3 separate regions of the Mus musculus genome follow, and regions 1 and 3 are each linked to region 2. A link is a loop called in an ENCODE intact Hi-C map of the cell type or tissue named here. Cell type or tissue: left cerebral cortex. All regions are shown on one strand.

Region 1 (8,000 bases), 750 kb after region 2:
CCCATACCTGTCTCTGTGGTGCACACACCACTGATACCCACCAGGGCTATGGGACACCCTGCTCAGGGCCTGTGCTAGCTACCTTTATGCCACCTCGACAGCTTGCCATCCGAGAGGAGGGAACCGCAACCGAGGAGTTGCCTCCATAAAAGCAGATGGTAGGCCCACAGTCTTGTATGTTGGAACACTTGGTCTCCAGTTGGTAGACTGCTTAGGAAGGATTAGGAGGTGTGGCCCTGTTGGAGGGGGTGTGGCTCTGTTGGAGGGAGCGTGCCACTAGTTGAGGCTTCAAAAACCTGTGCCATTCCCAGTTAGCTCTCTCTGTTCCCTGATTGTGTCTCAAAACGTGAGCTCTCATCTATGGCTCTGTGCTGCCTGCCTGATGCCTGCCATACGATCTGTGGATTCACCCTCTGGAACTGTAAGCTAGGATAAATAATTTCTTTTATAAGTTGTCCTGGTCAGCTTCTCTATAGCTGGTCAACACAGCTATAGAGAAGTAACTAAGAGACTAACGAACTGTGGGGGCATTTTTCTATACCTCCAGCAGTCATCCATGTTTGGCTGCATGATTTTAAAACAGAAAAATAAAGGTGAGATCCATAAAAATAGGATCTCCAAGATCTCTATCAGCTGGAGACTTATCTCCTGGGTCTAAGGACTCTACACGACACTCATGTGTCTTCTGAAGGCGTTATGGAGTCCCAGGCCTCCTTCCACAGACAGTCCACCACACACATGTCTCCCAGGCACTGCAGCTCTGCTGTCTGTCTCCCATTGGAAACTGGGAGGGGGTGTGAGCAAATATATTAATATACTGATATTCTGGTGTTTGATAAGAACAGAATTTGGCTAAGAAACAGGCTGAAACTGCCCTTAGCTGTTCTTTCCTGGGCTCTATTAGAGCAGGAGCTGGCCACTGCTCATGTCAGGAGCTAGGGACCTGGTGGACACACCAGATGTGAGCTCTAACACATAACTTGTTATTCTGACTCCTCTTGCCTCATTGCGTGGCTGATCCCAAGCTAAGAAGGACAACAGTATCCCTAGAAGCAGGGTACCACCAGCAGTGAACCAGAGGTGAGGTTGACAGAGGTGAAGCAGGGGACCACAGGGAGGGTCTGACTCTTTCACAGGAGGCTGGGGAGCAAGGGGTGGTCCTGAAAGCAGATTGTGTCCACAGTGCTGTAGGTTACGCCAGCTTTTAGCAGCGACACCGTCATCTACTCCTCTCGCTGCCCAGAAATTATAGCTTAGAAAAAGAAATGCCCCCAGAAGTGATTAACATCTGAAAACTGGTTTTAAAATGTGTTTTTTTTCTTTTCTTTTCTTTTTTTTCTTTTTTTTTCTTTTTTCTTTTTTTTTTTTTTTTTTCGAGACATGATTTCTCTGTGTAGTCCTGGCTGTCCTGGAACTGACTCTGTAGACCAGGCTGGCCTCCAACTCAGAAACCCGCCTGCCCCTGCCTCCCGAGTGCTGGGATTAAAGGCATGCGCCATGAGAAAGACTTTGGAGAGCTCCTGTTTCACCTCAGTTCTTGCTCATTTAACAATAAAATATCTGGTTTTAGTTTTTAGCTATTTAACAGGATTTTACCCCAAAAGGCACGTGTGGACACACACTTTGGGAACGACAGAAATGTAAGAAAACATGAAGCATGGTGGTTAGTGGTTTCCATGCTCTCACTGCTTCTGTTGTTGGCTTTCCCTTCCTCAGTGCGTCAGGTCACCTTGAACTTAGCTTAGCACCGCTCCCATGTGCTTCATGTCCGACCTGCCTCAACCACAGCCTAAGGCGTCCCGAGAGAGCCACACAGATGTCAAGGTCACAACAAACAGGAGACCAGAAGAGCTCACATTAATCTTCCAGACTGGCTTGTCCAGGCAAGTGTGGGGACAGTTTGTTCCTCTTAACTAACTCATCATGAACAGTCCCCTGCCTGACACCACAAGGCTTCATCGGGAATGTCTTCACAGAATCAAGAAGAGACGTTTTCATATTAGATCCATTTTATGTTCTGAAATGAGGTGGTCTTTCCCAGAGAGGATATCAGATCCGCCTTGACCTCGCTCGCTCCTTCCACCGTCCCTCAACGTACAGCTGACCAGCATCTATTCTCCCTTGAAATGTTCACAATAAAACCGAATGGGGCAATATCCCACTACTTCAGTGTGCTTGCCAACTTCACCCACTCAGTTACCAGAGTTGTAAACTTATCATTGTCCATGAAATTGTAACACTTTAGAATAAATGACGACTGGTAAATACCACAAGGTATTATAAGGTTTTGAAAACATCTCCAACCTTTCTGAATCAAGAAGCAGACCTTTAGTATATGAATATTCTGAGAATTTCCAAGTGTTAGAAATACTACAGGTGTTGTTTCCATTTCATTGCTAGGGCATTTAAACCCAACTTTGGTAGCTCTTGAAAAAAATGTTAATAATTCCAATGAGATGCTGTCTCTTTGAGGTGGAGTGTATACCTATAATTTATGATTCATTTCTTGTTCTCCATGAATACTTTCCTCAGGTATGTCCCCCCACAAAGACATTCAAAGGCGAAGGCTGCCTTCCACCTTCCCATTCTGATACACCAGGCAGGATACCCACTGTAATAGAAGCCACGCTTCCTCTCTTCAACTTATCCAAGTGTTTCCAATCATAAAAATTCAAGACTCTGCAGGATTCAAATGTCAAGTGGAAATTTTCTAGAAGTCTCCGGGCTTATGCGCTAATTAAACATGAATTGATCACTGTCCACGTGATCAAGGATGCTACTATTTTTCTACAAGGTTAATTCGGTAAGTTTAGCACATTGGTAGCAGCTGTGAATAATTGTCACACTTACAGACTGACATCTTCCTATTGCCGACTTGATGGCACTAAGAACTGCACGGGGGTATTAGTGTGGCACACCTCTGGTGGGTTGTTTGTGAGACTGAAGTAAGGGAAGAGTGCCCTCCCCCATGTGGACAGTACCTTGCCATGGACCAGCATCCTGGTCCAAGTTAAGAGTAAAAAGGAAGAACAAACTCAATCCTGGTTATTCCCCTTCCTCTGCCTCCTGGCTCACTGACTCGCTGGGCTTGGCTGCTCTGACCCTCAGCCTTCCCTGCCATGGCAGACTGTATCTCTTCCAACGCAGAAACAAAAGAAAACCCTTCCATGGCTCTACCTGCCTATGTAGCAGAGGATAGCCCATCTGGCATCAATAGGAGGGGAGGCCCTTGGTCCTGTAAAAGCTCGATGACTCAGGGTAGGGGAATGCTAGGGCTGTGAGGCGGGCGTGGGTGGGTAGGTGGGTGAGCATCCTTGTGGAGCCAGGGGTATGGGTAGGGAGTAGGGGGGTTTTGAAGGAGAAATCAGGAAGGGCGATAACATTTGAAATGTAAATAAATAAAATAACCAATTTTTTAAAAAAAGAGTAAACCCTTTGTAACTTAAGCTCCTTCTCTTAGTTATTGCATCGTAGGGTGGGTAAGGGTTGGGAAGATGGAGGACCACAGACCAACTAGTAACCAGAGAAGCAAGAGCTAGGGCCCTCATAACCCCAGAGAGAGCCAGGCTGGAGAGAGAGAGAGAGAGAGAGAGAGAGAGAGAGAGAGAGAGAGAGAGAGAGAGGAGAGATTCTGCACAGAAGTCCCCCTAACGTCCCAGGAGGTTGAACACATGCACTGTTGAGTGCTGAGACTTTTGCACAGTACATTTAGAGAACTTTAACATCCCTTAGTTCAAAACCTGAAATACCTATGCTTATCTCAGAACTTTCCCATTAATTGATGTTAATTTTAATATTTTCCAAGAAATGGCTTAATCCAAGGGATTTGGTAAAGAACTGTAGGACAGCAGAAAAATTCTCAGAGTTTCATTCAAAGTCAAGCATGCCTGTGAAGACTTCTGAGTGTGATTTTACTTTCAGATGTCTCTTCAAGGTCATTACCAGTAACAAGAATAATAACGGAGGTTTTCATTGACAAAATGCCAGGGGAATCTATAATTTTTAGGTGATCAAATAGCCCTGAAAAGCTACTGCTTAGAGATGATTAAGGGTATGAGCCAAGAGGATTACCACAGAGACCCTTTGTCAAACAACGCGTGAAGCAGGTGAGGAATCTCAAGGCAGAGTCATACACATCATCAAACTGGCTCTGAAAGAGACACACGTGGGCTTTCACCAACCCCTGAGCTTTAGATATTCTTAGACTGTCTTGTTCCTAGAGTCATGAAATTTCTATTCTTCTCGTGCACAAAAGGCCACATCTATACCTTCATTCTAGAGAGAACACATTTGCATATCTATGCATGAGAGACAGTTTGATTCATCCCTCAGTGCTGGTGGGTGGCAAGGTGGGGCGGGGCTTATAGTTCTAAAGCATAATTACTGATACCTTCCAGAGAGGTTAGCTTGCTAAAATGAAGCATGAATGAAGCCAGCCCTGGGCAATGCTGTAAGGTAAAGCCTCTCTCCAGGGTGGGGCTAAAGCAGAGTAACACTTGGGCCACCATCCACAGCACCTGAATTGCATGCAGCTGGATAACCCAGGGCCCAGCACCTGTAATCCTGAGTTGTGTGTGGCATTGCAATCAACATTAACAGCTACTGAGGGGGGCTGTGACAGGGTAACCAAAGGCTCAGTGTCCAGACCTCCTGAATTATGTGTGACATCGAAACATAGATGCAAGCATCCACTGTTCCTACCTTTTATATTCATCTTGATTCTGGAGGCAGCAATTCACAGTGTTTATCAGAAAGCCAAACAAACGACTGTACAGTGACTTGGCCAGGAGGTCGCGGTAAAACGCAGCCATCTGGATAGTGTGTCGACGTATTATCACATCTCCTGGAATAGTGAAAGGAAGAGGAGAATTGTGGACAATGGTCTCCTTGTTAGAAGCCAACACAACTGTCTATGTCCCACTCACACTCTATGATGTCCGCCATGTCCAGAAAGGGCCCCGAAAGGTGGTGCCTGACAGTTATCGACATCTGAAGTGTCGTGTACCTTGACTTCTTACTAAGGCTTCTACGCATACCTCTGCACCTCTCTGCAACTGAGCCACCTCCTCTCAGTTGGAGAGCTAGCTCAGGGTCCTGTGAGTGAGCTTTCGGATAATAGCTCACTGGTTGGGCACTGAGCTGGCCCAGGGCATTTGAACACTTGCCTGTCTGGAGAGTAATGGTCAAATCAATCAGAATGTGCCTGTGGGTCCAGGGGACAAAACAGGGCCTTCGGGAAGAAGCCCCTGTCACTCTCAAGTGGAGCCATGGGAATCCTGAGAGAGGAGAAGTTCCAGAATGGAAGGCCAGTGAAGGGACTCAGGATAGAGAGTTAGGGTGACCTGGGATGCAGGCAGATCCAGTACAGTACTGCTGGATGAGACAGTGTGTGAATGCCGGGCTCAAGAATGCTCGCCTGTGGCCTTGGCCAGCAGGGCGTGTCCTTAAGTCTCAGTCCTTAAGGCTGAGCAGATGGCAGGGATGGGAGAGTCCCTCAGTTGGCTGGAGGGAAAGGAAAGAGAGGGGAGCCACCACTGAGACAAGATAGAACTTCACTAAATTGAAAGAGCACGGTCAAAACCATGGGTGCGGTAAAGCCCACTAAGGCAGGGGACAAGTGCAGCCTTCCAGATGTCACCACGAAAGTTCCGGGTTCACGTGGTTGAGGAGCTCTGAAGGGTGGGCAATGTGGTGAGAGGAGGTTGGGTGGGATGTGTTGAGGGAACCGGATGGTGAGTGACCAGCGGAATTTAACATGTGCACTGGCTGGTTTTGTGTGTCAACTGGACACAAGCTAGAGTCATCGGAGAAGAAGGAGACTCAGTTGACGAAATGCCTCCATGAGATCCAGCTGTAAGGCATTTTCTCATATAATGCTCAATTCGGGGAGGACCCAACCCATGGTGGTCTCATCCCTGGGCTGTGGTCCTAGTTTCTCTAAGAAAGCAGGTTGAGCAAGCCATTCGAAGCAAGACAGCAAGCAGCATCCCTCTATGGCCTCTGTATCAGCTCCTGTCTCAAGTCTCCTGACCCTCTTGAGTTCCTGTCCTGACCTCCTTCTCAGAAGTGTAGGCACAATTAACCCTTTCCTCCCTGGCTTGCTTTTGGGTCATGGTGTTTTGTTACAGCAACAGAACCCCGACTAAGAACATGTCTTCAGAAAGACCAGCAGCATCTTGAGAACTCCAGGCACTTGACATAGGTGGGAGCAGAGACGTAGATGGAGACATGGCTAAGAATGGCTAAGGGGGCCTGGAAGTCTGTCCTATAGGGAGGAGCATTCTCTAAGAAAAGTGGTGTCTTGGAAAGACTGTTGCGCGCAGGTGAGAAGCACACTTCCATTTCATTCCCGTGGAGGTGAGCGACTTCCAGAGGAAAGAAAACACCAACAGAAGCTGCTGCTGTGATGCTGGACAGGAAATGGAGGGCTGTGAGGAGGGAAGCTCTTTGAGAGGTCAGAGGGACCCAACCTACTTGGTAGAGAAGGGTGAGGGGTAAGGGGAGCCAGCAGAACCTGGGGAACAGCTGGATGGATCATGGGAAAACTCAGTATGTTGATTAGCATGGAAGGGGGGATTCTAAGCAGTAGGGGTCATTAGCCAAGCATCAAAATCCCTGCAAGCCAGACCCACGAAGCAGCTGGTAAGTTCGACATAGAGTGCCCGGGGAGGCCAGCCCTCACAGCTATGAAGAGGAAGGTTGAAGAAGGGCATCCATCCTGACATTTCAGTGGATAGCTGAAGCACATGCAGGAGTGCTAGTCTCCTGTGCACGGAGCACGGCCTTGCACCAGTGGGTGCCACAGGGAGTAGGCATACACAGAGGGCTGAAGCCGCCCTGTGAAGGTAGACAGCTTCTTTACCAGTGGCTTGGCATCTCTGGTGATTAACCCCTTTTAATCTGACTACTTTCCTCCCTGAGGAGAGTAATAGTTATGCCCGCCTCCTGACCATTCTTGAGATCAGAAATGACAAACTTCGGACCATTTGGCTCCATGCCATTCCCTCATAAACACCAAATAAATGACAGCCCCCATTCTGAGCGGGGAAAGGCAGAGAGAAGGCCGCACCCCTCCCCCATGAAGATCCATGTTTTATGAGAATACATCCTCTTAGATTGATGGCTTTGTTTTTCTGAACTGACAGGTTGATTAGGAAGGGGGCTAGTTACTCAGAATGATCTCCCGGGAGCATGGCAGGGTTCCCATACAGCAGCCTTTCAGTGCTTTCTCCTGGCACTCAGTCCATGCAAACAGTTTCCCCCGTGTGGAGACAGGCAAGGCTGTGTTTAATTTCCCCATTTCAAAGAAGCCCAGGGACTGTACAAAGGTAAAAGTCAGGTTGCACAAGGACTTACCTTTAAAATACTGAATATCAGTTGTTAGGGCGGATGCCAGCTCGTCGGTCGACACTTGCAACATACCTGCCACTGAAATCAAACACAGCTGTAAATAAGAAAGCACCATGCATTTCAACACTAAGAACACTGCGATTTGTGTCCATTGTGTGCATACTTCATGTTAGAAGGAGAGCAACTTCTACTCTCTGGCTTAAACTCATCTAGAGAAATGCCTTAGTACTCCAGACACTGGTGGGATCTTGTGTCTGTCTGGATTTAGTAAGGACATATTTTCCCCTTCACCACCCTTGTAGATAGGGCTGGATTATTTTTTTCCAAATTCCTTATTAAAATAACTTTGAAACAGGTGAAAATAGGCCATTTATTGGAAGCCCGTGGTTTGAGGATATTTTTTTAAAACTAGATGTGACCATGAAAACAATATCAAACAAGAGGGGCTTTTGAACATGGTGTTTAAAGGAAAGTAATTGTGAGTTTATAATGTTTAGCTAACGACTCCTCTCCAAATACTGTGTGGACAGCAGGTTGGGGCAAAGAATATTCTAATAATATCAAATGATCTAAAGTATATGATGATACCCCTGTGCAGAATGGGACCACGAAAGCACGTTTGTCAACCACCCCCTTTCGAGAAAAGAAAG
Region 2 (8,000 bases):
AGACTGCATTCATGTTTAATTATTGTTATATTTGGATTTGTGTCTCAGTTTTTGTTTACTTTTTATTTGCTACCCCTGAGATTTAGTTCTTCTCTCCTGTTTTGTGTGTGTGTGTGTGTGTGTGTGTGTGTGTGTGTGTGTGTGACATTTCCAGCATGCTGTTTTAACCCACCTTCTGCGGCTTGTCATGTTGACATATTTTTAAAACAGAAGTAAAGAATAGTTGAATTTGGTTTGAGTTTGGTTTGAGGCAGGACTGCATTATGTATTCCAGGCTGGCCTAGAACTCAACATGTGGTGGAGAATCGCCTCAAATTTGCAGCAATTCTTCTGCCTCAGCTTCCAAGGTGCTACGATTGCAGGAGTGACCTCCAGAATAATTTAAAATTTGCGGGATATTTCTCACTTTTGTTTTCTCCCTTCATTCCAAATATTTATTTCTAGAACCGACATGCTTGGTGGCTCAAGAACTTCCTTTAGAGCAAGCAGGTCTGCAGGGCAGGATGAGTCTGGTTTCTTGTCAGCTGAAAATGTCCTTACTGCGTGTTCCTGGAAGATTGCATTGTGACATCTCGTTCCTCTCAGTCATTCCCCACTGCCATTTCCTTCCCTTCGTCTGGGCCCCGCGTCAGGCGAGACCCTGCAATCTTCCAGGCGCTCACCCTCAGAAGAGCACAATGCTCCCTGGCTTCCTGTACTGTTCCTTGCTGACTCTGCTCAGTTTTCCCATAATTGATCACACTACACCTTGATACGGATCTGGTCTCTTTGAGCTTCTGAATCCATAGGTTTGTGCCTTTCTTCTGTGTCGAAGCCTTTCTGCTCTTGGTCATGGGAGCCCAGTTGCTGGGGTAGGTTCCAGGCTGCACTTTCTGCTCCGCGTGTGGGGTGTATGTTGATGCCTGGTCGCCTTTGGCAGTGCTGTCCAGGTCTGTCCTGAGAGAGCTAATCTAGAGGAAAGCTTACTAGATCCTAGTTGTGGAGCCTCATCTGCTGGGCCCAGGTGAGGTCCTTGTTCATGACATGGCTAACGACAGTGTATGGAAGTATGCTTGATGGGGGAAGGCACAGGGTGAGACAGGAGGCCAGAGAAGCAAACATGACACCGGTTCTTCAAATAACAGCCCATTCTTTTGGCAGCTAAATCAGTCCAATAGATGTACATCGATTCCTTCTTTGATGCAATTACCTTCTGCTTCTGGCCTCCTTTCCAAGACTTTACCACCTCCCATCACCACCACATTTGAGGACTGAGCAACCTAGCACCACCATATTTGAGGACTGAGCAACCTAGCACCACCACATTTGAGGACTGAGCATCCTAGCACCACCACATTTGAAGACCAAACATCTCAACATAACCACACTTGAGGACAGACAGAGTATCCTAGCACCACCACATTTGAGGACTTAGCATCCAATTTTCCCTGGAGAAAATCTCTGTCTAAACCATAGCAGATTTGAGTCATTCACATTCCGGACATCTACTGGCCAGTCCATGCATGCATGTGAAGGAAGGGATGCAGATGAAATCAGCTTTCAAAATAGGGTGATGTGTGAAACTGGAGCAAATGGCTGAACTTTTGCCCTTCTGTTCTGAAAGGATGCTTTTATTTAATGTGTGTGTGTGCACGAGCACGCATGTGTTAATTCAGAGACCGGAAGAGGGCATTGAATACCCTCTTTCACTCTCCACCTATCCGTTTGAGGTGAGGTCTCATTCTCCACCGGTCACTGTGTTTGTTTAGCTAGACTGGAAACCCACGAGTCCCAGCAATCCTACTTTCTCTGTACTGATGGGATGCCTGGCTTGTTCTATGGGAACTGGGATTTGAATTCTAGTCCTCATGACTGTGTGGCAAGCACTCTTAACCACTGAACTTTCTACCCTACTAAAACTCCCCACTCCTCTCTAATGCTCGAGAGCACTGCGCGTCCCTGATTTAGTTGGCGACTCTGCCAGGGCTCTTCTATCTCCACGTGACTGCTGGCTCTCCTGGAGCAGCTGTCTGTTGTGGATATCACTACACACAACACGTATTCTCTGCGTTAACTGGGGGCCCTGTCAGCTTCATACCAGATCCCTCAACTCCTTAGATCACCTGCTCATCTCGTGTCTGACTCCAAAGGCCACTGTGTTGTAGTCAGGGCACTAGAACAATTGCTATTTAGATACAAGTCTTACAGGTTGTGGGCACATCACCGAAACGGTGTGCTTGCCTGGAAAGAGTATTCCATCCCTTGTACTGAGAGGAAATAGATTCTGGCTCTGCCACATATAAACTATAGAAGAGGCTGGGGATCTGCACGATTTAGGTCATTTTTTTTTTTATTTGAAGTTTTTCCAAACCAAAATCGTAAGTTGGGAGGAATCTACAGGAAGAGAAAAGCTAGCCCGACTGCGCTCCCTCATCTAGCCTTTCTGCACTCTGCCTCCATCCTGTGCTTCAGTCCTTCCTCCCACCCATCTACCCGGCACCCACCTACCCAGCCATTATCTACCTCCTCTACCCATGGCTCCTCCCACCCACGGCTCCTCCCACCCACGGCTCCTCCCACCCACGGCTCCTCCCATACATTCCTCATCCATCCCTCTCTTCTTCTGTCTGTTTTATCGTCAGCATAAACACTCGCTGTGTTTTAGGTATGAGGAACAGGGGGACTAAAGAACACCCGTCCTTTACAGTGCTCCGTGTAAGAAGCAAGTCATCGGAGAACAAGCTTACGACCCGTCAGATGTGAAAATTAGGTCGAAATTAAAAGTACAGTTATGCAACAGGAAGAGATAGACCAGAGGGTTGGGTTGGGAATGAAATCAAACACTTGCCTACTTCACAGTGTCCCCACGAAGAGGAAAAGAGAAAAGAGGGTTAGCTGAGGATTACATCCGGGCTCTTCCTTCACACCAGCCTGAACTACATTCTGCATCTTTTTTTTTTTTTTTACAAGTTTATCAAAATGGCTTTGAGACGATTCTGTTGTTTGTCCTCACTTGTAGTTGAATGATTTACTCTGATTTGATTCCTACAATGCAAAGCTGCATTTCATGCTCTTGGATTTAAGATGGCCTTACCACAATAGTTCAAGTGCTTCAAACTGGGCCCAGTTTGAGGGTTTTGTAGTCCTCGGCCTTCGAAATTCCAGATCTGAGAGATCCACAGGTGACACTTGGAGCCCCTTGTCCTTATTTTCATGATCAAGTTACTTGCATTTGGGGGGCTATTCCGATGTTGGCTTGAGAGAAGAAAATTACACTTGTGTGTGTGTGTCCCCAGTTAATCTAATGTTCAATTTGGCATCCTCTTAGTTTACAAAGTAGTAACTCCCCCCCCCCCCTTACAAAGTCCAGGTCACATGGATTTGGGATGTGTGTGTGTGTGTGCCTGCCAGAGAGAGAGAGAGAGAGAGAGAGAGAGAGAGAGAGAGAGAGAGAGAGAGAGAGAGAGAGAGAGAAATGGTGACCCATTGAGAGGTATCCACTTTGCACTTGAATTTAGGTATCTCAAGTTCCCTCTTCTTTTTCCCTACAAATCACACCCAAGATAAAGTTTTTTTGTTTTGTTTTGTTTTGTTTTGTTTTGTTTTGATACATTAGGAGAAAAACTCCTCCCCATCCTCCATCCTCTGGAAAGCAAATTTTCCTATCTATGCCGCATAGCCGCATAGATGGCAGCATAGCATCTGTGGGTGCTGGTGTGGAAGGCTCCCTGGGCTCTGAACTGCAATGGAAAACAGCCCTTTGATCCTCTCTGAGCCATGGTATCGATTGTTAGGCTGCTCCATTCTGGAAGATTCAGACTCCAAGGCGGTGGGAGCCAAGCTCTGCGGGTGGAGGGCAGGCAGCATCCCAGACATTTCCTCCCCCCTCCCCCCCCCACTGTTGTGAGGAGAGCTGCGGGCTAGTTCAGTGCCTTGTGGGCTCACACAGCTCTTACCAGTTCCTTGCTGGCCCTCAGGACTCATAAGTTGTAACTGTAGCCCAGGAACAGGACAGCTGAGCTACCCAGTCACCTCTGGAGTTTGCATCCAAGCTCCAAGGGCTTGAAGGGGTGGGGGTGGGGGCTCTAGAGTGTGGATCGCAATTCCCACGCGGGGGAATGGGTCACTTGTGGCACTTGCCGCAGGGACATGTCCCGGGACGAAGTCTCCTGTGACCACATGGCACAGGATATTGAGAAGAGCGTGTTCATTGGGGGACAGTGGCCTGTCCTTGGGGAAGCACAGGAACAAATGCGCGCGTGGGGACCCAGTGGCCTGCGCGCTTTTGAACAGGGGTTCACGGTGGCGCGGATCTGCAGCCCCGCGAGCGTTGTGTCGCAGCTGAGTCACCTCCCCGCATCCCCCGCGTGGGGAGCTCTTCCTCTTACACCCCACTTTGAGCTTCCTGAGCTGCGCGGGCTCGCGAGGACCATCCACCGCCTCACCCGGAATAGCGGTGCACACCCGCACCACCGCGCACTTGCGGCGCTGAGTCACCGGGAAACTGAGTCACCCTCCCGCCACCAGGAAATACCTTTTTTAGACTGCCAGTCTGAGCGGGGTTGCGGGTGACTTCGGAGATTCGGTTCCTGCTGATCATCAACTTCCCGCGGAGGCGTGCAGGCCTGTTTTCCATTTTCCCACGCGATTCCCTTGGCTTGTTGCTGCGGGCAAGTTTGGCACAGCGTGTACCTGGACGCCCTGCGGGGACCAGCCAGCTTGCGGATGCAGTTGGGAACTTAGGGCGGTCGCTATGCGATCATCACATCCCAGTGATGGTCCTTACACACCGATGACCAAGTTGCCGCCCAGTTTGAGGGCATCTATGCTATTTGTCAAAATCACCTGTAGGTGGCGCCCTTGTCCACTTGCTATCGCGCTTAACCCTGGCAGAAGGGTTAAGGGTCTGCTGTGCATCAGGAAGCCCAGAAGAAACAGAACAGGGTTTGTGAATTAAAATTGTGAAAGTACAGTGAGAATACAGTAAGGATGACTTGGCCTGGCCTTGTGTGAAGGGTGAGGAGTGGGGAGTTCTGGGAGAAATCACAGCGGCAGTGGAGGCACGTTCCTGAGCGTTGGGTGTAATTTCATTTTGCATGAAAAAGAGGAATGTGGATTTGCAACAGCTTGGTAGGACTTGAGTAGGAGCCCAAGGGACTAAGGACCCTTTCCCCAGGGGAGAAGGATTTGGGAATACGGACCCACAGCATCAGTGCACAGGGTCTCATGGTATGACTCCGAGAGAGGGAAGTGTTTATGCCAAACACAGCTCCTGGTGCAAAGAGTGCAGAGATGAGCCAGCACCTGGATTTGTTTATTCATGTTACCTTGAACGACATGTTCCGCTGTGGACCGGTGACTTTAGTAGTCACAAACCAAAACAAAGCCATAAATAAATCAGTGCATTTACAAATGCTGCTGGGGACATCTGGTAGGGGTTATAGCGGACAGGGAGCTCTCTGCTGTCAGTTTCAGATGCTATCTGGTAATATTCTTAGCTCTGGTGCCAGGGAAGCTGAGAGTTTGCTAAATAGCATCTGAAAGATTCACCAAATGGTCCCAGGGATGCCGGATGTTAGATCAGATATTAGGCTGGCATTAGTAGATTATAAGGGGGGCGGGGGCTGAAGATAGCCCAGGTAGTTTGGGTTCTCTATAGTCAGAACTTTCTATCAGTCAATTAATCTGCTGATATTTAACAGATGTTCTGGTTACAGGAGAAGGGTGCTTGCCACACCAGAGGCCAAGAAAATGGACATTGTTGTGTTTGTGTGTGTGTTGTGGTCTATGCATGTGTGTGTGCATATATGGAAGCCAGAAGCGACTGCTGGGCGTCTCCTTTATCAGTGTCTATCTTCTCCTTTGAGACATGGTCTCTGGAGAGGCTCATCGATTGTCTAAACTAGCTGTTGGGCAAGCCGCCAAGATTCTCCTGTCTCTACCATCCAGTGCTATATTACAAGTGTGTGTGTGTGTGTGTGTGTGTGTGAGAGAGAGAGAGAGAGAGAGAGAGAGAGAGAGAGAGAGAGAGAGACCATGCCCAGCTTTTGACTTGGGTCTTGGAGATCTGAATTCAAGTCCTTATGTTTTCAAAGTAAGCGTTTTACCGACGGAGCCGGTTCACCAGCTCCCGCTGTGAGTGTCTCATCATTCTTAGAGGTGATGCATTTGTACCACAGGTGGGCTTAGCCTCTGGCTATGCACCACCCCCCATCTATCCTTCCACACCTGCCCTCTGCACAAGGGTCTCCTCTGGGGAAGGGGGCTCTAGCCCAGTGAAGCTGGGAAATATGATCTGTGAGGACAAGGCAGGGCTGGCTGTCCAGAGTGGGGGACCTGGCAGTAGGGAGTTCTGACAAACTTTTCCACAGAACCTTGAAGATTCAGGTATCGGAGACCCCAGAACACCTCGGCAGGTGCAGAGCACAGCTCAGCTTGTGCGGCTCAAAGGAGAGAAATCTTTTCTCTTCACCATTGCCTCATCTGGTACTGGGCCCCAGAGCATCCAGGGCCCTAAGAGGAGGAAGGGGAGACACAAGGTGGGTGTGGCCTTGGGACCTTCCCTCTGGGCACTGCTCTTTCCTTTGCTCTGTCCATCATGGCTGGCAGCTCTGTAAGCATCAGCACTTCTTAGACAGAAGTGTGTGGGAAGGGCTGGGAGGATGGGTGTTGGGACAGAGCTTGCTGGGTAAGTGTGAGGGCTGGAGTTTGGATCCCAGAGTGTGACAGCTCACATCTATAATCCTAGTACTAGTGGACTAGAGACAGGCAGATGGGTGGGGTTCCCTGGCCAACCAGTCTAAGCAGTCAACAACAGTCACTCCAGATTCAGTGAGGTGGTGGACTGGGCGTGACCGTACACACTTTTAGTCCTAGCACTCGAGGCAGAGGTATGTGGTTGCTGGGAGTCTGAGGCCAGTCTTGTCTTTGCAGTAAGACCCCATCTCATTAAACAAACAAACAAACAAACAACAAACATACTTGGACACACACATGCACACACAGGCACACATATGCACACACACACACATGCACGCACGTGCGCGCGCACACACACACACACACACACCCCAGATGGAGATCTATAGAGGAAGACATCTGACACTAACTGCAAGTTTTTCACACGTGTATACATGGTGAGTGCACCCCTCCCTCCCCCGACATAATGATTGTGTGAAGTACAATTGAAACTTTGCATCATAAAGACTGGGGTCTTACCGAACAGCACTGTAGCAGTGCACGAGCCAAGATGGTCTTGAGGGCCTGGTGTTGAGAGCTGCTTGTGGCTGTGGTGGTAGAAGCAGAGGCTGTTCATGTCTCAGTGGCTATCCGGATTATAACCCTTCATCTGCTGGTGAACACTTCACATGCAAAAGGTTCCACACCTTGTCACACAACAGCTGAGGCCCAAGAGCTCATGCTCACAACATACTGAAGGCATGTCACATTGAGGCTACATCAGTGGCCTTTGATCCTGATGCAAATCAAGGCAACATCTCCAGACAGGAACCCTGGTAGAACATACCAACCTACCCACAAACATTTTGACTCAAAGCTTATTCTGTCCACAAGAAATGCAGGGATTGGCTATGGAACAGAGATTGAGGGAATGGCCAACCAATAACTGGCCCAACTTGAGACCCATCCCATAGACAAGCACCAATCTCTGGCATTATTAATGACACTGTTATCCTTGCAGACAGTAGTCTAGCATGGCTGTCCTCTGAGAGGCTCCACCCACCAACTGACTCAAACAGATGTAGACACCCGCAGTCAAACAGTGGATGGAGCTTGGGGACCCTTATGGAAGAATAGGAGGGAGGATTGTGGGCCCCAAAGAAGATAGGAATTCCACAGGAGACCAACAGAATCAACTAAGCTGGACATTTGGGGCTTTCAGAGTCTAAATTGCCAACCAAAGAACATACACTGTCTGGACATATGTCCAGGCCTCCCTGCACATAGGTAGCAGATGTGCAGCTTGGTCTTCATGTGGGTCTGGGATAACTGGAATGGGGGCT
Region 3 (8,000 bases), 180 kb after region 2:
TATCGTCTTTTCCTGGAATCTTTGTGGATTCTAATATGAATGCTGACAATGAAACTCTCCACGCTTAAGGATTAGAACCACATCAAATCATTCTATTATGTTTTTAATAGATATACATAAAGTATGGCCTTAAGAAAAAAAATGGAAAAGAAAGATAGAAACCATTTACTCTGAAAGGATGGGCTAAAACTACAGTATCAGGAATTAAAACTACAGTTGAGAAAAGACCAGACGATGTTGCAATAACATGTGACAATTTCTATTTTCAAATTCTATGTCACAACTAAAGATGCTTATAAAAACAGAAGTCTTTAGCCCCATAAACCTTATGGAGGCAGAAGAGTTCAGAGGCAAAGACATGCATTCTGGATCATTGTAAACAATGAGGCTTCACAGATACCCACGGCATGCTTAGGTGCTTAGTGTTGGCTGATTTTTATGATCTGAGTTGAAGATACACTAATAGCTTGTCCATCAATCCCTTCTAACACACATACTTCAGGACATGGCTGTCATCCTGAACCCCCACCATGCTGCGCGGCTGCGCTCACCCAGATAAAGGTCAAACAAGTCACAGTACATCTCAGGTGTTTGTTTGTTTGTTTGTTTGTTGTTTTGTTTTGTTTTTAATTACAGTGAGGCTTCATAATAGGGTTTCCAAATGTTCAAATTCAGAACCTACCGGATAGGCACTATTCCACTCCATAGTGAAGAACACGTTAAGATAGGATCAACGTGTAATTCTCTTTTTAGCCCAGCAGCATTGGTGTGGCCTCTAAAACCCCAAGAAGGAAGTTGCCAATGTTGGAAGGTCTGCTGCTACTGGTCCACAGTACTACCTCTTAGACTTTGTCTGTATAAAGGGCAGTACTGATCCCCAGTACTACCTCTTAGGCTGTGTCTGCATAAAGGGCAGTACTGATCCCCAGTACTACCTCTTAGACTGTGTCTGCATAAAGGGCAGTATTGATCCCCAGTACTACCTCTTAGACTGTGTTTGTATAAAGGGCAGTACTGATCCCCAGTACTACCTCTTAGGCTGTGTCTGCATAAAGGGCAGTACTGATCCCCAGTACCACCTCTTAGACTGTGTCTGTATAAAGGGCAGTACTGATCCCCAGTACTACCTCTTAGACTGTGTCTGTATAAAGGGCAGTTTCCAGCCTCTGGATGAGCAGTTTCAGGGGATACTGCCTGCATTTCACAAGCTGATTTGGTTACTTTGTTTTGGGGAAATTGAGAATGTGTGTACTTTTCAGTTACTTAGTTTAGTTACTATCATTTGTGTTAGAAATGTTTTAAATAAGGCAAAAGTATAAGACATGCGTGAAGAGCTAAATGGCTTTGTTTTCTTTTTGGTTGCAGCCTAGGGTTCCATCCATGTTGGTCAACATTTCACTACTGAGCTATATCCCCAGCCCAAATTCTCTTGTTTACTCTTTTATGAATATGTGGAGTCATAGGACATACAGATGGGAATTCTGTATCCAGGAATTAAAAGACACCAGTTGAGTTCCCTCTTGACCAAGAATCATATACTTATAACATCTACATTTCAGAGGATGGAATTTTAAATTTCCTCTGAATACGCTAAGGGCCATGTGTCAGGGTGAGCACAACAATGTGACACTTTTTTTGTTTTTTGTTTTAGAGCTTTATTGAAGAGAGGGGGGGGGGGGCTGGCCACGGCCACGTGGCAAAGAAGGGGAGAAGGGAGAGGGAAAAGGAGAGCTAGAGATGAGAGTAAGAAAGGTGAGAGCTTAAGAGAATGTGACACTCTTATGAGTTTACTGTTTCTGATGCATTTTTAAGATTTATTTTTATATGCATGTGTGAACGTCCTCTGCACATATCTACGTGCACTACATGCCTGTCTGATGCTTTGAGGTCAGAAGGTGTTATATCCCTAGGAACTTGAGTTACAGGTAGTTGTAAACCTCCTGTAGTTGCTGAGAACTGAACTCAAGTCCTCTGCAAGAGCAGAAAGTGCCCTTAACCACTGAGTAGTCTCTCCACGCCTGGTATTTTATTTTTTAATATTTAGTTTATCTCTGTGTGTGTGTGTGTGTGTGTGTGTGTGTGTGTGTGTGTCTGTCTGAGTGAATGTCACGTGTATTTGAGTGCCTTCAGAGGTTAGAAGAGGCATTGGATTCCCCAGAGCTGTGTAGACAGTTGTGAACCATCTGTCATGGCCCTTTGGAAAAGCAGAAGGTGCTATTAACCACTGAACCATCTCTCCAGACCCAACTACTGTTACTGATACTGTATGCCAGCTTTTGTTGTAAAGGCAGAATCCCAAGGATGTGATTGGCAGGACACACATCAATCAAGCCTTTGGGATCCTTCCTTCTAGGCAAATAATAGCTCTCTCTAAACAGACCACTGATCTTCCTATTGCCATTATATTGCAGCATAAAATAGAATCCAACATGGTCTAAACTGAGACCAAGTAATCAAAAGAAAAAAAAAAAGGTTGCATATTCAGAATGAGCTAAGAAGTCATTAGCACACAATTCTAACTATTTTACTCAGAAACACCGATACACACTTGTGACTGACACTTGTCATTCATATTATTTTCTTTCCCACTCATATTTTTTTATTTCATTTTGAAATTTTTCTATGTGACACTGGCTTATTCTACAAAGCATCTGAAGTTGAATAGCCAGTGTAGAGGAAGGTTAGCTTTGGTGTTATCTAGCAAGGCATAGCATAATCCTGAGTTTAAGTTCTTGATTTCTTGTGCTGGTTTGTTTTCCGAAACTTTAAATTGTTGTTAGTAGATATTTTGCACCCTATGGTGTTGAATGTGCTCATATTCGTTCCACAGTTGCTGGTCTGCTCCCAGGCCTTGATCACGTCCCTCCTCACCTGTTACTCTGTCCTCTGCACCGATGCGTCTCTCTTACATCTTAAATCACATTTAACTGCCATCCTTCAGGATCTCAGCAAAGCCGATGTACGGTAGGTGGGAAGTAATTTCATGAAACAACCCTTCAGGCACCAGCAGAGGGGCAGCTGTGCTCACTGGACGCCTTAGAAAAAGACGTCGCCAGTGGGTGGCAGTGTGGGTAAGAGCCAGTCACATTTCCCGAGGTAGAAATCCTTAAGGCTGGGTTTTAAAAACAACCTTACAATACAGACTCGAGAAGCAGCCCGCTAATGGTTGTAAGGACATGGCAGGTTTTGGAGTGAGAAACAATTTCAGCAAACATTGGGCCACCTGGCAGGAGGCAGCTGGCTGTGTCAGTTACTTCTGGAGCCCAGGCCAACTGCTTGCTCCTGATCCACAGCACAGAGCAAAGAGCATAATTTGACCTTGCTCTCCAGAGGCTCAGGGACTTGCAGAAGGTCACTCCCAGCTGTCCCTATTTCTCCTTCAGAAAACATAGCTGTGTCACTTCAGAGACATTCTTTTTTTATTTATTTTTATTTTTATTTTTTCAGAGACATTCTTAATGTCCCTGGCATCCACTGTGTGGACCCAGAAGCAGGCAGTTCTTACTTTATACGTTATGGTGGTTGTAGCATTCAGTAAGCCTTTATTTTAGAAAACCATCCTTGAGTTAGTGCCTAGGATTATCAAGACTGTTGAATCAACATTTTTTTTTTTTTGAGACAGGGTTTCTCTGTATATCCCTGGCTGTCCTGGAACTCACTCTGTGGACCAGGCTGGCCTCGAACTCAGAAATCCACCTGCCTCTGCCTCCCGAGTGCTGGGATTAAAGGCGTGCGCCACCACGCCCGGCGAATCAACATTTTTAATGGACAGAATGAATACTAAGGTGGAAAGCTATTACAGTGTCTAATGAAATAATACAATCAATGTATACACATTCACATAAGCTCTTTTTCTTCCTTCCTTCCTTCCTTTCTTCCTTCCTTCCTTCCTTTCTTTCTTTCCTTTTTTTCCTTCCTTCCTTCCTTCCTTCCTTCCTTCCTTCCTTCCTTTCTTTCTTTCTTTCTTTCTTTCTTTCTTTCTTTCTTTCTTTCTTTCTTTCTTTCCTCCCTCCCTCCCTCCCTCCCTCCCTCCCTCCCTCCCTTCCTTCCTTCCTTCCTTCCTTCCTTCCTCCCCTCCTTCTCCTCCTCCTTCTTCTCCTCTTTTGTTTGTTTCATTTTTGAGACAAGGTCTCACTAAGAGACATGACTGGGCTGTGAGTAGACTAGGCTGACCTTGAACTTAATAGAGCTTCACCTGTTTTTGCCTGCTGAGTTTTTACACGTTCTGATTGTTGAGCTGTTGGCACTTCCAAGCACAGATACTGAGTGAGGTAGACAACAGTTACATTCTTGCCGAGAAGTTATCCTGTTGCAAACACAGAGTTCACATATTACAAAATTCTTGTGTAATTTCAGTTGAAACATACTAGCAAAGAGATGCGAGGGGGGGCTCATTAAATGCAGCAAGTCTCCCTATTAATCCTAGATGGGCAAAAGTCTGCTCAAGGTTCATTCATCAGAAATGCAAATGTTTTGAATATACTTGTGAACTAAGTTACTGAGGTCAGTGTAACAGGGCCAACTATGCCATCCTTTCTAAAGGGGAAACAGACTTGCCAACATAAACTATTGTTAGGCTTCCTGGAACACATTTTAAGTGAGGGCTGTTCACACTGGCCATGTAGCAGTCCACTTGACAATTTGCTTAGTCAGCTTTCAAAGTTGACTTAGACATAAAATTCTGTCAGACACATTATGCATGAAGAATTAAAGAAAAACTTTAAAACTATATACTTTTCTCCTATACTAGCCTTTCTACATGAAAAAAAATCTATGATTCATTTTGGTAATAGTATTTATATCATGAATTTTAAATGCATTTTACCTATTTATACAATTAAGAACTTAATGAAAATACTTAACTTATTCCTGAAAGGCTATCTTTAATAAAAGAAGCAAAATTACATGAATTTTTATTAAAAATAAAATCCCATATCTTCCTTGGTAAACAGCCGTGGCACACACCTTTAATCCTAGCATTCAGGAGGCAGAGGCAGGCAGATCTCAGACCTAGAGGCTACTCTAGTCCACAGAGTGAGTTCCAGGACAGGCAGGGCTATTCAGAGAAACTCTGTCTCAAAACAATCAAAAAATAACCAAACAAAACCTTATGGTCATTTGTCAGCTGTGAAAGGAAAAGAAGGATTCTAAGGAAAAGATCAAAAGGCAGGAGGAAAAGCTGCAGCCAGGCTGTTTATTGGCAACAGGCCAGGTACATGGCACCCAGTCCCCGTGAGCACAGCACGTGGACAGATGTTAGGAGCTGACTAGTACTGAAAAAGTATGAGAGAACAGTTGGAAAATCCCAAGATACACAACCGGCTTCCAGTAAATAAGCAGCTTATCTGGCAGCAGGAAGGAGAGAAAGCAGGTTGCTCCGAGGGTGGGCGCTCGCTCTCTAATAGAGTGGGAGCCTCTCTGACTTTGCCCTTGGAGCTTCCAGGGCAGAAGAATAACAAGCACCTTGTTGTAAAGAGAGAGGCCCGTCACCTCGTCGAGAGCAGATACGACTGACAGAGCTGGTACCTCCCCTGACCCCTCCTGTGCTGCTAGCTTGGTGACTGGGGCAGCACACAACAGGTCACCTGCTTCTGATCCCTGGTAGGCAACATTAACACAGCCCCAAGGAAAACAAAGCTGCTACTGGCCAGGCTCCACTGGACACAGAACGTCAGCACTCAATGCATTCCTAAAAATCTAATTTTGTATTGAGAGTCAGAATAAAAAAAGAAAGCAAAAATGGTGCTTTTTTTTTTTTTTTCAAAGAAAAGCATAGGGTACTGACGCTGTGGCCTCTTGTCCTGCGCTATTTCAGGTTACAGAACACACAGGCTCATTTATGTGTCTCATAAAGTGGGATGTAAATTATCACAATCAATAAAAATCGAGCCACATTTTCTTCGAGCTCCAAGATAAAAATCCTGTCGTGTTGTTACGTTTCTTCTGGTTAGCGATAATGCTTGGTGATAGAGGCGGCATAAAAGCCAACGACCACAAGACCGTGTGCTTGGCACACTCACAACCACAGCTTGCACATAGAGGGATATGTGTGCGAGGGTGTGTAGCCACACACCCTTGCACACGTAGAGACGCTAACAGTGGCATCTACTGGTCCTTTATTTTTAAAGAGTATAATTTAAAATGGAAGACCCAATTCAACACACCCTTTTGAGGTTAATTTTATGATGATATTTACTAATGGATGGTTTTCCCCAGGCTTTTGCTATTCATCAATAATCATAATCATAGCCGCATACAAGCTAAAAACAGAGCAGGTCCAATATCGGCTTGGGTTATCTTGGCACAAATTCATCATTAGGGTGTTTAAGGCACAGTTTACACAAAGGGTAAAGCATCTATGGTCTTCAGAATCACACTGTGCAATTATTTTTCTTAAACATGTCATTGTAATTGCTACAATGATTTGTAAATTATGCAGGGCATTCCACCGCGAACTTCCAGGACTCAGAACAAAATAACCAAGGTTAAATTGTAAGATAAACTCTGGTCCTGAATTGTTTCATTTAGATACTTTCTCCCTAGATGGGCAAGGGTTTGTTTTGTTTACGCATCCAGAGCAGGGTTCCAAGCCCGCCTTCCGTGAGCGCGGACCATTGCCCTTCCTAGCGGCCCTCACGCTGTCAGTTAGGAGAGAAGACATGCAGGTGCTTATTTGCCCTCGACTTTGAAAGTCACAAAGGCCACGTAGATAGAGAAATTCAAAGCAGCAGTTCAAGGGCATCTTTGGCTTGGCGCTGTGCCCGCGGCCGCGCTCCTAGGTTCGGCGACGCCCGCCCATAGCCCGGGTGCTGGGTGAACACGGTTTGGGGCGCGGGCCGGGAGCGGTGAGGGCGCGGGGCGTGGGGAGGACGCCCGCCAGCACTCGCTCCCAGCTCCCCGCTCCCGCCCAGGCCCGCCCTTTCCCGGCACTATGGAAACCGCATTTTCCTACGCCAGCACGCCCTCCTCCTCTCTCCTATTACATCCAGAACAGGCGACTTCCACTTCCCGGGAACCTGACAAGTGAATGGCTCTGATGACGCCCCGGAAAGAGCCCACGGCCGGGGGCGGACGCCTGCGGAGGGTGGGGCGGGTTCCGGGGCGCCCCTCGATCGGCTCGCCGCCGGGAAAAGGCACCGAGCTGCCATCGACCCGGAGCTCGCGGGCAACGATGCTCGTAAACAAGCCGGGCCGCGCGCCTGCCACCCACAGCGGGCACCGCCCTGCGCCGCGCGCCCACCCCGGCTGCTGGGGTCCGACCGCCGCCCCGCACCAGATCCGACCTCCCGCCCCCGTTCCCCCTCCGCGGCGGAAGCCTGGGGCCAGTTAGTGGGACGCGAGGCGGGAGCACAAACCCCGCACCCGCCTTCTCCACGGCGGGCTTCCCGCCTTGGGTGGCATCGCCCCCGCCCGCATCCACAACGAGCCCCTGATTAATGAGCCCGGCCCGGCCCCCGCCGAGCCCCGGCCCGGCCTCGGAGAGGGGGAGGGAGGGGACGGCGGGAAACGCAGCCCGGTGTCGGTCCGCCTCCCCCCCCCCCCCGTGCCTCACGCTCATTGGTCCGTCTCGCTGTCCGTCGGGGAACGCGGCGCCAATGCAGGGCTGCGGGGCGGGGCGTCCGCGCGAGTGTGCCTGCGTAACGCAGAGTCACGTGTTGTTTTGCTCTTAGTTCAGTCACTCGGTGCGCGATGTGTTACTCACTGTGCGGCGGGGACCGCGACAAGCCCGGGTCGTCGTTGGTGGCAGCAGCAGCAGCGGCAGCAACGGCAGCAGCGGCCCCAGTGGCAGTGTGGGCCCCGAGTGTCCGGACGCAGACCGTCGTCGCGCAGTGCAGAACGGTGGCAGCAGACGGGCCGCGCGCGTTCTAAGCTCGGCCCCGCGACTCGGGGACCCCGACTCTCGACCCAGCCAGCCAGTCCCCGGGCGCCGCCCGAGAGCCCGGGAAGCAGCGGCAGCGGACAGTCGAAGCGGGGGGGTGGCCATCGCCCGCACCGAGCAT

What was found. Hi-C counts contacts between places; a loop is a spot of excess contacts. Peaks named below come from ENCODE experiments on the same cell type or tissue, not always from the same donor. Only the 100,000 strongest peaks of a DNase experiment are listed, where the experiment ranks them.
Region 1: a loop joins it to region 2, with 3 times the contacts of the local background. A loop is called at or near these places in 25 of 42 quality-filtered maps.
Region 3: it touches region 2 in a loop (4-fold over the local background); 24 of 42 quality-filtered maps call a loop at or near these places.

What each region holds. Positions count from the first base shown.
Region 1 is chr8:10,439,061-10,447,060 of GRCm38, reverse strand. Myo16 (myosin XVI) reads right to left here. Exons shown (of 35, transcript NM_001319151.1): 19 at 7,357-7,428; 20 at 4,702-4,843. Among named protein-coding and RNA genes, the nearest start is that of Gm51561, 13 kb to the right of the region's middle. In left cerebral cortex, no CTCF peak of the experiment used is centred here; a DNase peak (open chromatin) is centred at 4,282.
Region 2 is chr8:11,184,532-11,192,531 of GRCm38, reverse strand. Gm15418 (a long non-coding RNA gene) reads right to left here and starts at 4,803. Exons shown (of 3, transcript XR_003947509.1): 1 at 4,514-4,803. In left cerebral cortex, a CTCF peak has its summit at 4,822 (motif pointing right); DNase peaks (open chromatin) are centred at 5,322, 5,407, 5,845, 6,659 and 5 more places; H3K4me3 peaks cover 1,190 bases; H3K27ac peaks cover 592 bases.
Region 3 is chr8:11,008,623-11,016,622 of GRCm38, reverse strand. Irs2 (insulin receptor substrate 2) reads left to right here and starts at 7,694. Exons shown (of 2, transcript NM_001081212.2): 1 at 7,694-8,000. The region is part of intron 1 of 9530052E02Rik (RIKEN cDNA 9530052E02 gene); the gene reads right to left. In left cerebral cortex, a CTCF peak has its summit at 3,037 (motif pointing right); DNase peaks (open chromatin) are centred at 5,374, 6,073, 6,999, 7,647 and 1 more place; H3K4me3 peaks cover 1,582 bases; H3K27ac peaks cover 2,074 bases.